Linked DNA regions of Homo sapiens: region 1 is linked to region 2. A link is an interaction called in ENCODE POLR2A ChIA-PET data of the cell type or tissue named here. Cell type or tissue: IMR-90. All regions are shown on one strand. Links, peaks and the distances in the headings refer to the core of each region. The heading gives the core; the rest is flanking DNA.

What was found. Peaks named below come from ENCODE experiments on the same cell type or tissue, not always from the same donor. Only the 100,000 strongest peaks of a DNase experiment are listed, where the experiment ranks them.
Region 1: POLR2A ChIA-PET joins it to region 2 with 13 read pairs; 1 of 35 experiments calls an interaction of 5 or more read pairs at or near these places.

What each region holds. Positions count from the first base shown.
Region 1 is chr2:217,962,823-217,970,237 of GRCh38, forward strand. All of the region lies in intron 3 of TNS1 (tensin 1), which reads right to left. Among named protein-coding and RNA genes, the nearest start is that of TNS1-AS1, 12 kb to the right of the region's middle. RefSeq lists enhancers at 1,439-1,976, 1,977-2,513. In IMR-90, for the core only: no CTCF peak of the experiment used is centred there; a DNase peak (open chromatin) is centred at 3,369; H3K27ac peaks cover 2,516 bases.
Region 2 is chr2:217,253,112-217,260,526 of GRCh38, forward strand. No RefSeq gene overlaps it. Among named protein-coding and RNA genes, the nearest start is that of DIRC3-AS1, 26 kb to the right of the region's middle. In IMR-90, for the core only: no CTCF peak of the experiment used is centred there; no DNase peak of the experiment used is centred there; H3K27ac peaks cover 505 bases.

The DNA of each region.
Region 1 (7,415 bases), core at 1,411-6,410, 710 kb after region 2:
CCACATGCAATGTGGGATCCTGGATTGGATCCTAGATCAGAAAAAGGGCAGTGGTGGGAACACTGGCCAAATTCTACTACAATCCTCAGATTAACGTCAGATCAATGTGAATGTCCTGGTTTTGATAACCGTGCATGGTTATGTAAGATGTCAGCATTAGGGGGAGTTGGGTGAAGGATATAAGGAAACTCTGTACTATTTTTGCAAATTTTGTGTAAGTTTAATCATCTCAGAATACAAAGTAACAAAACAAAAACTTGGGTTCTAAGGAAGGCACAGATTAGGGTCAGATGAGGGTCAGAGGATAGTTCAAGAATTAAGTCCTTGGAAGGGGAGAGGAGTTCAACCTGAGAGGTCCCGAGATACCTCCAGGAATCAGACAAGGGATGCTCAGACTAAGAGGGCAGAGGAGGAAGAATGCAGACCACCCAGGGAACACGGAAAACAGAACTGGCCCAGGGATAATTGGCACAGGTGCTCCGGCACGGGGTCATCACCTGGAGAGAGCCAGACTGCATCTAATGACAATAACCATGCCACCGCCACCACACCACAGCCATCACAGGTCACTGGCTATCATGCACCGGGAGCGTAAAAGCACTCTCCATACCTAGCTCATCTAATCCTCACCACAAGACTGCAGGCAGGACTCATGACCCCAGCTTATGGACCAGGAAGCTGAGAACCTGCGCACTTGAGAAAATGGCCCAAGGCTACTCAGCTATAAGCAGGGGAGGCAGGAAACAAATCGGCTCTAATGTATATTTCCAAATAGCTAGATAAGAATAATTCCAGTGTTTCTAGCATGAAGAAAAGATAAATATTTAAGTTGATGGATATCCCAATTACACTGATTTGATCTTTACAAATTATATGACTGTATTAACTCATCACGTGAGCCATGAAAATATGTACATTTACCGAAAAAAAAAAAAAAAAGGCCAGGCTCAGTGACTCACACCTCTAATCCTAGCACTTTGGAAGGCCTAAGTGGGAAGATTGCCTGAGCTCAGGAGTTTGAGACCAGCCTGGGCAACATGGTGAAACCCCATCTCTACTAAAAATACAAAAAAAAAAAAAAAATTAGTCGGGTGTGGTAAAATTTCTTAAAAATCAGCTCTGACTCCCCAGGCCCCAAATCTTAAAACAAGAGACTTTGACTGTTTCCAGTCCAACCTTCCTCCCCACAACGTAAGACAGCTACTGAGAGCTCACCTCCTCACAAGACGGCTGGTCCAGTGGAGAACATTCAAATTGTCTTCCCTGGAGGTTCGGGAGGCCTCAGTAAAGCAAAACATGACAAGCCAGTTTACACTCACTTCCTCCACCCAACCCAACTGCAGCCTCTGTCCTCAGACTTTATTCACAGAGGGGTGCTGATCATAATTGCTAGCATTTATCTATTGCTCTAAGCACTTTGTAGGCATTAATGCATTTAATTCTTACAATCATCTTATGAAGCAAGATCTATGTTTATGACTATTACAGATCAAGAACTCAAGTCACAAAGAGGCTGTGCAACTTGTCCAGTGTCAGAGATAGTGAGTGTTGAAGAAGAAAAGTCAGACTTGGCACTCAGCTCAGATTCTCTCCCCAGGCCTCTCCCTAAGCCTGGGCTCAAGTCCCCGGTCCTGGTTCCACCACCTTACCGGCTGTGTGAGCGCACTGCTCAATCATCTGAGGCGTTTCCTCCTCTGTGCCCTAGCGATTATATTAATACCTATCTTGTAGTGTTGCTGTGAGGATTAGATTAAATAGATCCTGTGTGTGCTAGGATATAGGAGTTTTGGAAGCTGCGCGCTGATGTGGAATTCAAGCCAGTGTGAGTTCTGTATGCAGACGAGGGCTCCAGGGCTTTCCTGCTGCTCCTCCAACCACATGTGACCCACGAGTGACCTTCCTCCCCTGCTTCCTTGAACAGGACCTAGTCTGAACCCAGACACCCCTGGACACCCTCGCTTGGGTGCGCCGGGCCGCGCCAGAGGAAACAGGCCAGGGGGTTAATCTGTGACTCGCTCTGTGTTCTGCTGTGCCCCAAGACACATACACCCCTCTCCTCCTAACGGCCCCCCGCTAACATCCCACCCACCTGCCCGCTGCAAGGGGCATTGGCCAAGTCACTCATCAGCCAGGAGCCAGAACCCCCAGAGAGAGGGAGCAGGGGTGTCAAAGATCCTTGGCAGGGCGGAGCAGAGATAAACAACTGCAGGGGAGGGGAATACACAGGGCCAGCAGGTGGCTGCAGGCAGAGGAATCCATTGGAACAGGTTAAGGGAACGCGAACCACAGTCATTCAGTGGAGCTGCCCTGGCCTGCTGGCTGGTGGATTTCTGGGGCACTTAGCTGTTTGTTATTTCTGGGGCACTTAGCTCTTTATTATCCTAGGATCTCAGAAGAATAGAACAAGAGTTATCTATTGAGCAAAAGCCTATCACATGCCAGGATTTTACCTACATTCTCTCTAATCCTCCCACCAACCTTGCAAGGTCAGCATGATATCAGCAAGATATCAATGTCACCATTTTTATACAGCTGAGGAAACCTGATTTCAGAGTGGGAGTGACTTGCCTGATACAACAAGGTTCATGTAAATAGCAGAGTCAAGAGCCTCCTAAGCCGGAGGCCACAGGGACTCCAACTGCATGCACCAGGCCACCTCTCCTGCTGTCCAGGCTCAGGAAGTGGGTAGTTCTAGGTCAGTGGCTTGGGAGGCTCAGAGAACTACAACTGAGTCTGAGCCTCCAGGCAGAGCCCAGCAGCAGAGAATGCTAGGTTCTCATAAGGCATCCTGGGCCTCCCTCCACACCAGCAGGTTCTCTCAGCCAAGGTGGAGCCCCAGGAGGCAAGGAGCTGCTACTCACCACTGCCAGGCTCACCACACCCCGGGAGGCGGCCGTCCACCAGCAAAGGCCTTGCTCTCCCTGCTTAGCCAGCTCAACGGGCACCACAGACCCCCCGAGCTAGAAGCCAGAAGCAGCCAGGGTGGCTGGTGTGGACCAGGGGTCTCCTCCCACCTCACCGATAGAGCTCCTAACCTGAACTGGACCTTCTGCCCTCCCCTGGTACCACACCACAAACCCCGCCCTCCTAGATCCCTCACCTGCTCAGTGGGACTCCACTGGTCTTTGTTCCCTCTAGCGTGCTTCATCCAGCATCCTGTTCCACCAGGACCCCAGGACTTTCCTCTCCTCTCTCTCTCTCTCCATTCTCCATCTCCCATTTGCCCTTCTCTCTGCTCTGGGCTCCTACCCTCCCCCTCTCTCTAACTCCTCTGGTCTCTCAGATGCAGCAAACCCTTGTGTGATGTTTACACAGCCGCAGCGTCAGAAACGCTGAAAAATATGAGACCTTTGGGGAGCCACATTCCAGGAAAATGAGAAGCCAGTCACAGCTCAGTGTCTCTTCACCCCCAGCCTTGCCCCTCCCTGCTATGGGGAGCAGGCTGCGTGTGTGTGTGTGTGTGTGTGTGTGTGTGTGTGTGTGTGTGCGCGCGCGCGCGTGTGTAAGGAGACAGCAAGAGAGAGAGAGACTCAAAGATGTCAGGGGAAGTTAAAGCTTCTTGCAAAATTGTTATAAAGCAAGAGAAAGTAGCTTCTCCCCCAAAACCTACCTCATCCTTGAATCCATCCCCAGCGAAGCTGAAGCCAGAAGAACAGACACCAGGGGAAGCAGTAACTTCCCCAGGGCCTGCATCCAGTTAAGTTGAAGAGGCATTTCCCAGGGCAAACACGGGCTCCACAAGCGCTGCCAGGGACCCAGCATCAGATGTTGGAAAATAATGCAGATCCCTAAGTCTAACCCCAGATGCACTGAGTCAAACTTGACAGGGCAGGAGTATGCTGAACAGGCTCACCAAGCGATGCTGAGGCTCACTGAACAGCACAAGGGAACACTGACCCATTGCTCTCCCCTAAGCAATGATAAAGTCAGAAAATCATGAAGTCACAGCTGTGGGGAGTAGAGGCTGAGTGTGGAACACGAAAGGTCCCTTGCTGTACTGAAATCCATCAGACATTAGAGCCAGACTCTCAGACCCGAGCAGGAAGCCCACATCACTGCCTGCTGGTTGCATAACTGGTGTTAAGACTTTCCCTTCAATGGCTCATCTGACAGTGTGAACAATCACATCTGCTTTATATGTGGTATTTCAAGGATTAAATGAGAAGAGTGTCACGTAGTCACCATGCAGGGGATACTTAATAAACAGTGTCTATAGGCCGGGTGCGGTGGCTCACGCCTGTAATCCCAGCACTTTGGGAGGCTGAGGTGGGCGGATCACGAGGTCAGGAGATCGAGATCATCCTGGCTAACACGGTGAAACCCCATCTCTACTAAAAATACAAAAAAAATTAGCCAGGCTTGGTGGCAGGCACCTGTAGTCCCAGCTACTTGGGAGGCTGAGACAGGAGAATGGCATGAACCCAGGAGGCGGAGCTTGCAGTGAGCCGAGATCAAGCCACTGCACTCCAGCCTGGGTGACAGAGCGAGACTCGGTCTCAAAAATAAATAAATAAATAAATAAAAATAAAAAATAAACAGTGGCTATAAGCAAAAGTAAGGAAAAGGTAAATTCTTTGAAAAGATCAACAAAATTGGCAAAACTTCAGCTAGATTGATTAAGATTCAAAGAAAGAAGACTCAAATTACTCAAATCACAAGTGAAAGAGGGGACATTACTACCAACCTTTCAGAAATAAAAAGAATTATGAAGAAATACCATGAATAAATCAGATAGCTAAGATAAAATAGACAAATTCCTAGAAAGGCATAAACTACCAAAACTGACTCAAGAAGAAATTAGAAATCTGAATAGACCTATAATAAATAAAGAAATTGAACTGGCAATCAAAAAACTACACGCAAAGAAAAGCCCAGGTCCCGATGGCTTCACAGGTTTAAATGTTCTCCACAAACTTTTAAAGAAGAATCAATATCAATTCTTTACAAATTCTTCCAAAACATAGAAGACAAACAAACACCTCTCAAATCATTCTATGAGGCCAAAACCAAAGATATCAAAGGAAAAAGAAAACTACCGTCCAATATCTCTTTCGAATATAGATGTAAAAATCCTCAAGAAAATGCTAGCAAAGTGAATCCAGAAACATTTAAGAAAGAGAATTATACACCATGACCAAATGGGACTTATCCCAGGAATGAAAGGTGGTTTTAACAACTGAAAATCAATTGATGTATTATACTGTATCAATAGACTAAAAAAACAAAAACTACATGATCATCATTAAAAGAATTTGACAAAATCCAACACCATTTCATGATTTCAAAAACATTCAACAAACTAGGAATAGAAGGAAACTTCCTCAACCTGATGAAGGGCATCTGTGAAAAATCCACAGCTAATATCATGCTTAGTGGTGAAATATTGGATAGTTTCCTCCTAAGTTCGGGAACTAGACAACAATTTCTGCTCTTGCCACATCTAGTAACATTGTATTGAAGTTTCCAGTCAGGACAATTAGGCAAAAAATGAAATAAAAAGCATCCTGGTTGGAAAGGAAAAACTAAAACTATATTCACAGAGGACATCATCTTGTATGTAGAAAATCCTAAGGAACCCCTTAAATACTATTAGAATTAATAAATACTGATGATTGTAAGATAAATCATCACTACACAAAATCAATTATATTTTCATATACTGACAATGAAAGACCTAAAAATGAAATTAAGAACAACTCCATTTAAAACAGCATCAAAAAGAACAAAATACTGAAGAAAAACTTCACAAAAGAAGTAAAAAATATATACTCTTAAAATTACAAAATATTGTTGAAATAAATTAAAGAAGATATAAATAAATATAAACATATCTCATGCTCATGAATCAGAAAACTCAAAATTGTTTTTTGGTGTTTTTTGTTTCCTGTTTTGATCAAAGTCTCACTCTGTCACCCAGGCTGGAGTGCAGTGGAGCAATCTCAGCTCAATACAACCTCCGCCTCCCGGGTTCAAGAGATCTTCCTACGTCAGCCTCCCGAGTAGCTGGGTTTACAGCTGTGCACCACCATGCCTGGCTAATTTTTGTATTTTTAGTAGAGATGGGGTTTCACCATGTTGGTCAGGCTGGTCTCGAACTCCTTACCCACCTCAAGTGATCCACCCACCTCGGCCTCCCAAAGTGCTGGGATTACAGGCATGAGTCACCACTCCCAGCCTCAAAATTGTTAAGATGGCAATACTCCCCCAGTTGGCCCACAGAGTCAATGCAAACCCTATCAGAATTCCAACTGGCTTATTTGTAGAAATTGACAGGCTGATCCTAAAATTTATTTAAGGGACACAGAATAGCCAAGACAACCTTGAAAAAGAATAAAGTCAGAGAATTCACACTTCCCAATTTTGAAACTTAATACTAATGATGCCAAGATCATTCAGTGGGGAAAGAATGATCTTTTCACCAAATAGTGCTGGAACAAATGGATAACCACATGCAAAACAGCATTTACCTTACTTCACATCATATATAAAAATTAACTCAAAATGGATAAAAGACCTAAATATAAGAGCCAAAACTGTAAACTCTCAGAAGAAAACAGGGGTAAATCTTTGTGACCTTGGATTTGGCAATAAATTCTTAGATATGAAAGCAAAAGCACAAGCCACTAAAGAAAAAATAAACTAGACTTCAACTAAATTCAAAACTGGCTTTTAAGACAACCAGAGAATAGAAAAAAAAAATTCAGATCTATATTTGATAAGGAATTTGTATCCTGAACGTATAAAGAACTTTTACAACTCAATAATAAAAGACAAATAACCCAATTTTTTAAATGAACAATGTCAATAAACATTTCTCCAAAAAAGATACACAAATAATCAATAAACACATGAAAAGACACTCAACATCATTACTCATCAGGGAAATCAAATCAAAACCATGATGAGATACCACTTGACATCCACTAGAATGGCTACAATCAAAAAGTCAGATAATAACAAGTGTTGACAAGGATGTGGAAAAATTGGAAACTTCACATATTGCTAGCAAGAATGTAAAATGGCACAGCTATGTTATGGGTTGAATTATGTCCCTCACAAAAGATGTGCTGAAGTCCTAACCCCCAGCACCTTTTTGAAAGTAGGGTCGTTACAGATGTAATCAAGCTCTAAAATGGGGTCATGAGGATGGGCCTTAACCATCTATGACAGTTCCTGATAAAAAAAAAAAATTTGTACACAGAGACACATAGACACAGAAGGAAGATGATGTGAGGACACAGGTAGGCCACCACGTGAAGACAGAGGATGGGTGATGCACCTACAAGCCAAGGAACACCAAAGATCGCTGGAAACCTCCAGAAGCTGGAAAGAGGCAAGGAAGGGCCCCTGCAGGTTTCAGAGGGAGCACAGGCCTGCCAACACCTTGATTTTTGACTTCTAGCCTCCAGAACTGT
Region 2 (7,415 bases), core at 1,254-6,253:
CCATGTCTCCATGCAAAGATAAAAGGAGGGAATGTTACCCTTTTCTATCAAGTTGTCTTTTTTCCTGCTGGAAGTGAGAAGGGGTGGAGGCTGTTGAGGGGAAAATGCATGCAGGAAAGCTCATCAGGTTCATCAAGTGTGCAACTCAAGCAAACCTCTATATAAGGGAACGGGATTCCAGCGTTCACTTCTTGGAGCATCTGCAGTCTCTAAAAGAGATTATCTTGGTTGACCCTTTCTTGATGTAGGCAAGAGAAATATACTTCATTCCCCACTTGACCTGCAAGTCATTAGTCTGATGATTGTCCCCACCACTCTTCCTTTATCTTCTGTTTTATAGAACTGGGCTCAGGCAGGAGAGATGGACCCCTCCTAGAGTATTGATGGTGAGAACGCTAGTTGTGAGACCACAGTAAAAGTTCCACTGAGCATCCTGTCTCAGAATAGCCACTTTAGAGGCAGTGTAGAAAATTGATGGAACCCTGTTAGGAGGCTATAACCATAGTCCACTGAGACATGATGGGAACAAGGCTAAGAAGGAGAGGAAAGAAAGTTAGGAAGTAGATTTGAAAGTGAAAATGATAGAGAAATACAGGAGGGTAAGAAAAATAGGTATATCTAAGATATTTAAACTTTTATTTCAGGAAGAGATTTCATGATGGTGTTAATCACTCAGATGAGAAATCTGAGGCTAGGAGTGTTAGGGGCAGAGTGGAGGAAGAGGCAAGGGAATGAAGAGAAGAGAGTTCAGTTTGGGGCATATTACAGTGGAGCTGCATGAGATAAAGTCTAGGCAGAAAGAGCTGCATACTCCAAAATATAGAAATATGAAAACGTAGAAAATATAAGAAAGGAAAAGAGGTGTGACAGAGGACATCCACATCTTCGATGAAAATGCAATGAGAACAGTTAACTGATTCTAGAGCAAAAGAACTCTATGTCATGAGATGGGAAAAACTTCTTTATCCTGAGGTGCTAGAGGAGGGTTGTGTGGCAAAGAATGTAACAGATGTTAAGAGTAGAGCTTTGGGTAGCTGCCAGATCAGAAAGTGTATAAAAGAAGGGTATAATGGGAGCAACAAAATGGAGCATGCATTCACTGTATCAGCAAATGCGTTGGGAGAGGGAATGTACTAGGATTAGGACATGGCATCTATCTGGTAAAATAAGAATAGGAGCTATGCATTTACTTGTTTGAAGATTGTGTAATCAGCCAGTTACTAACAGCACAAGACTCTTCTAGAGGATTTAGGAACACCTGAGCTGCACTAAAGGGGAATTGAGCTAAGGATGTCATTTTTCCAGAATCATGATCTTCAAAACTCAACACTAATGCCCGATTCCTTGGCCTGCTGTCTATGGGAAGGCCATGTTTAATAACATAAAGTCATTAACAAATGCTTTGGTACCTCAAGACCAGAGTGTGCCTGCATCTACCTTTCCCAAAGCCTATACTTTCTTGGGAAGGGTTCTTTTTGGATCTAAAAATATGTAGGGAAGGGATGTAATTATGCAAAATAGATAGCAGCATTTTCTTTCACTCAGGTATTTACTTTCACCTCCCATGTTTGCAGAATATTGCCACCCGCTCTTTGTTTTTAAATTTATTGTTCAATTTTTGTAAATTTTTATTTTTAAATAACAATAACTGTATGTGTTCATGGTGTACAATATATGTTGATATATGTATACATTGTGCAATGGCTAAATCAAGCTAATCAATATATGCATTACCTCATATAGTTATACTTTTTTGTTATGAGAACACTTAAAACCTATTCTCTTAGTAATTTTCAAGAATATAAAACATTGTTATTAACTATAGTCATCATGTTGTATAGTAAACCTCTTGAACTTATTTCTCCTAACTGAAATTTTTTATCCTTTGGCTAACATCTCCTTGATCCCACCACCTTACCCCACCCCTGCCCAAGCCTCTGGTAACCACCATTCTACTCTCTGCTTCTGTGTGTTTGTCTTTTTTATTTATTTAATTTTTATTTATTTATTTATTTTATTTTTTTTAAGAAAAGGGATCTCACTGTGTTGATCAGGCTGGAGTGCAGCAGCACAATCATAGCTCACTGCAGCCTCAGATTCCTAGGCTCCAGTGATCTCCCTGCCTCAGCCTCCCAAGTAGCTGGGACTACAGGTATGCACCACCACATCCAGCTAATTTTTAAATTTTTTTGTAGAGACAGAGTCTTGCTATGTTGCTCAGGCTGGTCTCTAATTCCTGGCCTCAAGGAATTCTCTCAGCTTGGCCTCCCAAAGTGCTGGAATTATAGATGTGAGCCACCATACCTGGCCAGTTTGTCCTTTTTAGATTCCACATATAAATGAGATCATGCAGTGTTTGTCTTTCTGTGCTTGGTTTATTTCTCTTAGCATAATGTCCTTCAGGTTTATCTGTGTTGTTGCAAATGACAGGATTTCCTTCTTTGTTAAGGCTGAATAGTATTCCATTGTTTATATAACCACATTTTCTTTATCTATTCGTCCATCTGTTGGTAAACACTTTGGTTGATTCTGTATCTTGGCTATTATGAACAGTGCTGCAATGAACATGGGAGTGCAGGTATTTCTTCAACATACAGACCTCATTTCCTTTGGATATGTACCCAGGATTGCTGGATCTTATAGCAGTTCTATTTTAAGTTTTTGAGAAACCTTCATACTATTTTCCATAATGGTTGTACTAATTTACGTTTTCACCAATACCCCTTTAGAATGAATGTTCATGTTTTCTCTTCATAGGAGGCCAATTGTTTCTAGTCTCATTGTCAAGATGGTGACCAAACTGTCATTTGATAATCCCTCAGCACGGAACCTGGTACCACTGTGGGTGAAGCAAGCTACAGAGGCCGGATCCTCTAATGCTGTCTATTATTGTTAGACCAGACTTCTGCAGCCGGCTTCACCCAAAGGGCTGCAGAGTCTCCCTCCTTCCCACTCTGCCTCTGCTAAACTCAATGTCTGAGTCCTTGAGCACTTCAGTGAAGGGGCTTGATGGAAGGTCTCAGATAATATGTTTATTATTTCCCAGACACCCTCCCCTATCCTCAGCTCCAAATCCATTTATCTCTCCCATAAAGTGCTTATTGACAGAGAACTTGAGTGCTCAGAATGATGCCAACTGAAGACAAGCCTCTCCAAATACAGCAGTCCTGTCTCCCCTTGATCTCCCCAGGCTGAATCCAAAACAGCTGTGTTTCTGCCTCAACCTCAAGGATTAGCTCAGGGACTCTCCCTCCTCCCACCACCAACTGCTTTCTTGGGTCGTTGATTTTTCAGAGAGAAAATGCCTGTGGTAGCGGCACGAAATAGCACTGCTCAGCCTCTAGAAGAGGTTTGCAAGCTCATTCAGCCAAAAAGTAATTATATTGAGCCTCCCAGAGAGCCTCTGCTCCACCCACATTTGCAAATACTCTTTTACTACATACTCTGTGTTTCTAAGTCTGTAATTCAGATTCTTCTTTTGTTAGTTAAGAAGAGTGTGGGTTTTCAGGTATGCAGCAAAAGAAAAAGAGTCCATAAATAATAGAACTTAAGGGAGAGGCAGAGCTTAACACACGCATTTGAGCCCAATGTCTGATTTCATGCAGGTTGCAGCCTGATTTCTCTTGGGTCATTTCTACTCTAGCTGGGCCTACTTGAATGATCTGATCTGGTTAAAGTTTATCATCCAGAATGAATTAGCTACAGTCTCACTTCTACAGGAATAGCAGGATCAAATGACTTCCAGCTTGATGTTTCCCTGAATTCTACCATCAAGCAAAACTGTCATTCATTCACGCTACAATTAGTAAGGCACTGTGCAAGAGTCACTTGGTTATAAAGAGAAATCCTCATCTTAAGGAGTTTACAGTCTGGAAAAGAAGACAAGAGGTTCAATGTGGCACTTTGTTATTAGGAGATGCAGAGGCCTGGATTCAAATTCCGCTCCTGCCCTGGGAAAGTCCACTTAACCTTTCTGTGCCTCAGTTTTCTCATGTGTAAAATGTGGCTCACAATTGTATTATCCCAAAAGGTTTCTGTGAAGATTAAAAGAGATAATATATGTAAAGCGTGTATGACAATGCCTGGCACCTAGTATTGCTTTTAGCTATTACTATCATAAGAGAGCTACAAATAGAAATGATATGTAGCAAAATACTGTGAGATGCTGTGTTAGTCCATTCTCATATTGCTATAAACAACTATCTAAGACTGGATAATTTATTTTAAAAAAAGATTTTATTGGTTCACAATTCCATAGGCTATACAGGAAGCGTAACTAGGGAGGCCTCAGGAAACTTACAATCATGGCAGAAGGCAAAGAATAAGCTGGGACATCTTCACATGGTCAGAGCAGGACAGAGAGAAGAAGGAGGTGCTACACACTTTTAAACAACCAGATCTTGGGAGAATGAACTCACTACACAAGAACAGCAAGGGAGAAATTCGCCCCCATGATCCAATCACCTCCCACCATGTCCCTCCTCTAACACTGGGGATTATTCAACATACGATTTGGGTGGGGACACAAATCCAAACCATGTCAGACCCAGAGGAGGATGAGGTGCTATTTATTTGGAGGAGGGCAGTATAAGGAGTGTGGTTATATTCCAAGTAAAAAGCTAAGCAACAGACAATAAAAACCTGAACTAGACTATACTATACCATACTATACTATATACTGTTATTAAACAAGGTTTATGGGAGGCCATTGTTTTGGATTAGCCCCTTTCACTAGGCCCCAGCAGACCAGACCAAACCAGAATGGAGTCACTCATGTTAAGTGCCACATAATCAATGTTCAGGTGCCACTGAACTCTAAAATGTGAGAGTTTTCCAAAAAAACAGGAAATTCACAGCAACCCATCAAAAGGGGTTCAATTTACCTGAGCCTGCATGATAAAGAAGTTCTCTCTGCTTTAACTCTATGAGAAAAGCAATTTGAAACCATCAATTCAAGTTTTGTTCTGTTTCTGCTTTCTCCAGCCCTTTTCTGCCTATAAAGCCAACTCTTTCTACTCAGCTTCTTGGAACATTTATTCTATTTTATAGAATGAGGTGTTGCCCTATGCTAGAATCACAAATAAAAGCCCACTAGACCTTTAAACTAGATTTGTTGTAAATTTCACTCTTGACAATACACTATACTAGAATAAAGATAAAGGGGCTGGCCAACTTTAAGAGATGTGGTGGTAGAATAAACAAGGGTTTGGCATGCATTAATTAGGGTGGACAGTTGATAAGAGCGAGTCAGAGGCTGTTCCAAGGGTCAAGTATCAGCAAGTTGAGGAATGATGGGGTCATGAATCAACTGGGAAGTCAGAAAGAAACAAACTTGTTTGTGGAAGAATGTGACCGGCTTGTTTTTGGTCATGTTGAGTTTGAGGCATTAGTGGAATATCCTGGTAGGAACATCTTGGATCTCTGAGACAAGTGTCCTCAAACTCCCGAATTATTGCCATACCTGTTACCTGCTTTTCCACCTTTCCCTCTTTTTTGATCAATCCAGCAGTTGGAAACTATATTCAAAGGAAAGGATGAATTCTGGAGATACTGAAATGTCATCAGCAAAAAGACATGGTTGAGGGTTATGATTAAATGTCCAGAGAGAAGGTAAATATGGAATCTTGGACGAGGTGTGCATTTAAGGTTCTAGAATAGAACCTTAATTCTTTCTAGAATAGAAAGAACCACCTAGCAAAAGAAGAAAAAGAACTGTCTCTTTCCAGGAAAACAATACACCAACCAGCCATCAGTGTAAGTATTTCAGGCTCATCAGCAATATGAATGTCACTAATGCATTGCTCTACATAAAAGAGAGTGGAGAGTAAGTTAGGGAAGGCAAAGGAGGCTGGGTGCGGTGGCTCATGCCTGTAATCTCAGCACTTTGGGAGGCACAAGTTCAGGAGATCAAGACCATCCTGGCCAATGTGGTGAAACTCCATCTCTACTAAAAATACAAAAATTACCTGGGCGTGGTGGCACGTGCCTGTAATCCCAGCTACTCGGGAGGCTGAGGCCGGAGAATCGCTTGAACCAGGGAGTCAGATGTTGCAGTGAGCTGAGATTACACCACTGCACTCCAGCCTGGTGACAAAGCGAGATTCCATCTCAAAGAAAAAAAAAAGGTATCTGTCAAGCCACCTTTGATTGAGTCATCAAACTATCATTCACTTTTTTTTTTTTTTTTTTGAGATGGAGTCTCACCCTGTCACCCAGACTGGAGTGCAATGGCGTGATCTCGGCTAACTACAAACTCTGCCTCGTGGGATCAAGTGATTCTCCTGCCTCAGCCTCCCAAGTAGCTGGGATTACAGGTATGCAGCATGACGCCCAACTAATTTTTTGTATCTTCAGTAGAGATGGGGTTTCACCATGTTGGCCAGGCTGGTTTTGAACTCCTGGCCTTGTGATCCACCTGCCTTGGCCTCCCAAAGTGCTGGGATTACAGGCATGATCCACGGTGTCCAGCCTTTTTTTTTTTTTTTTTTTAGTAAAAGGAATTCCATCAGTTCATTTGGAGTCTGATCAATGCTGGGCGAACAGATTAAATTCTCTTTAGAGTAGCAAATCTTAGGACTATAAGCTGAAGTAGAACTAGAAAGTCCAGCCATACCTAAGTCCAAGCTAGCCACTCTGGTCCTTTTCTCTGTTGTATTCCATTAAAGACCCTGATATCTGGGACTAGAGTTCCTGAGCACTCTATACCCATGACCTGGTCTGGAAGCAGCTCTTCTTAGCTGTCCTATCATGCCACAGTAACTCCGGGTCTCTGAGACAAGTGTCCTGAAACTCTTGAGTTCTCACATGCCCTTTCATCTTTCCCTCTTTTTTGATCAATCCAACCAATTCATGGCTTCCTGTTGAATGTTATTTTATAATAATATGGTTTATGTTATTAACACTCTTTAATGTTATTCAAGCCCATCTTCTATCATGTCATTGCTTAAAAAGCCTCAACAGTTCCTTAGGGTCAAGCCCACTGTGTGTGAGCTTCTTAACTGGGCATTTAGAATCCTCTCCAATATCCTCCACTACCTATGATTTATATTTTAGCCAAAATGGACCCTTTATAATCTTGAACTTCATTGCATGTCTGCACTTCTATACCAGTGCTGAATCCCAAACTGAAATCTGGTTCATATTTCATGAAACAGCTGGTTTTTACACCCACATCTTGAAATCTCTTTCTATTCCCTCACCTAGATACAAACTCTTCAAGGGGCCAGTAGAGTATAGTGGCTAAAATCTTGGATTCTAAAACCCAGCTGTCAAGGTTCAAATCCCAGCCACACCATGTGCTGACTGTGAGATCATATACAAGTCTCTTTTCACTTCACATCTGTTTCCTTATCTGGAAAATCAAGAATATTAATCAGATATTAAATGAGATAATATACATTTAATCTAGTCCGTGG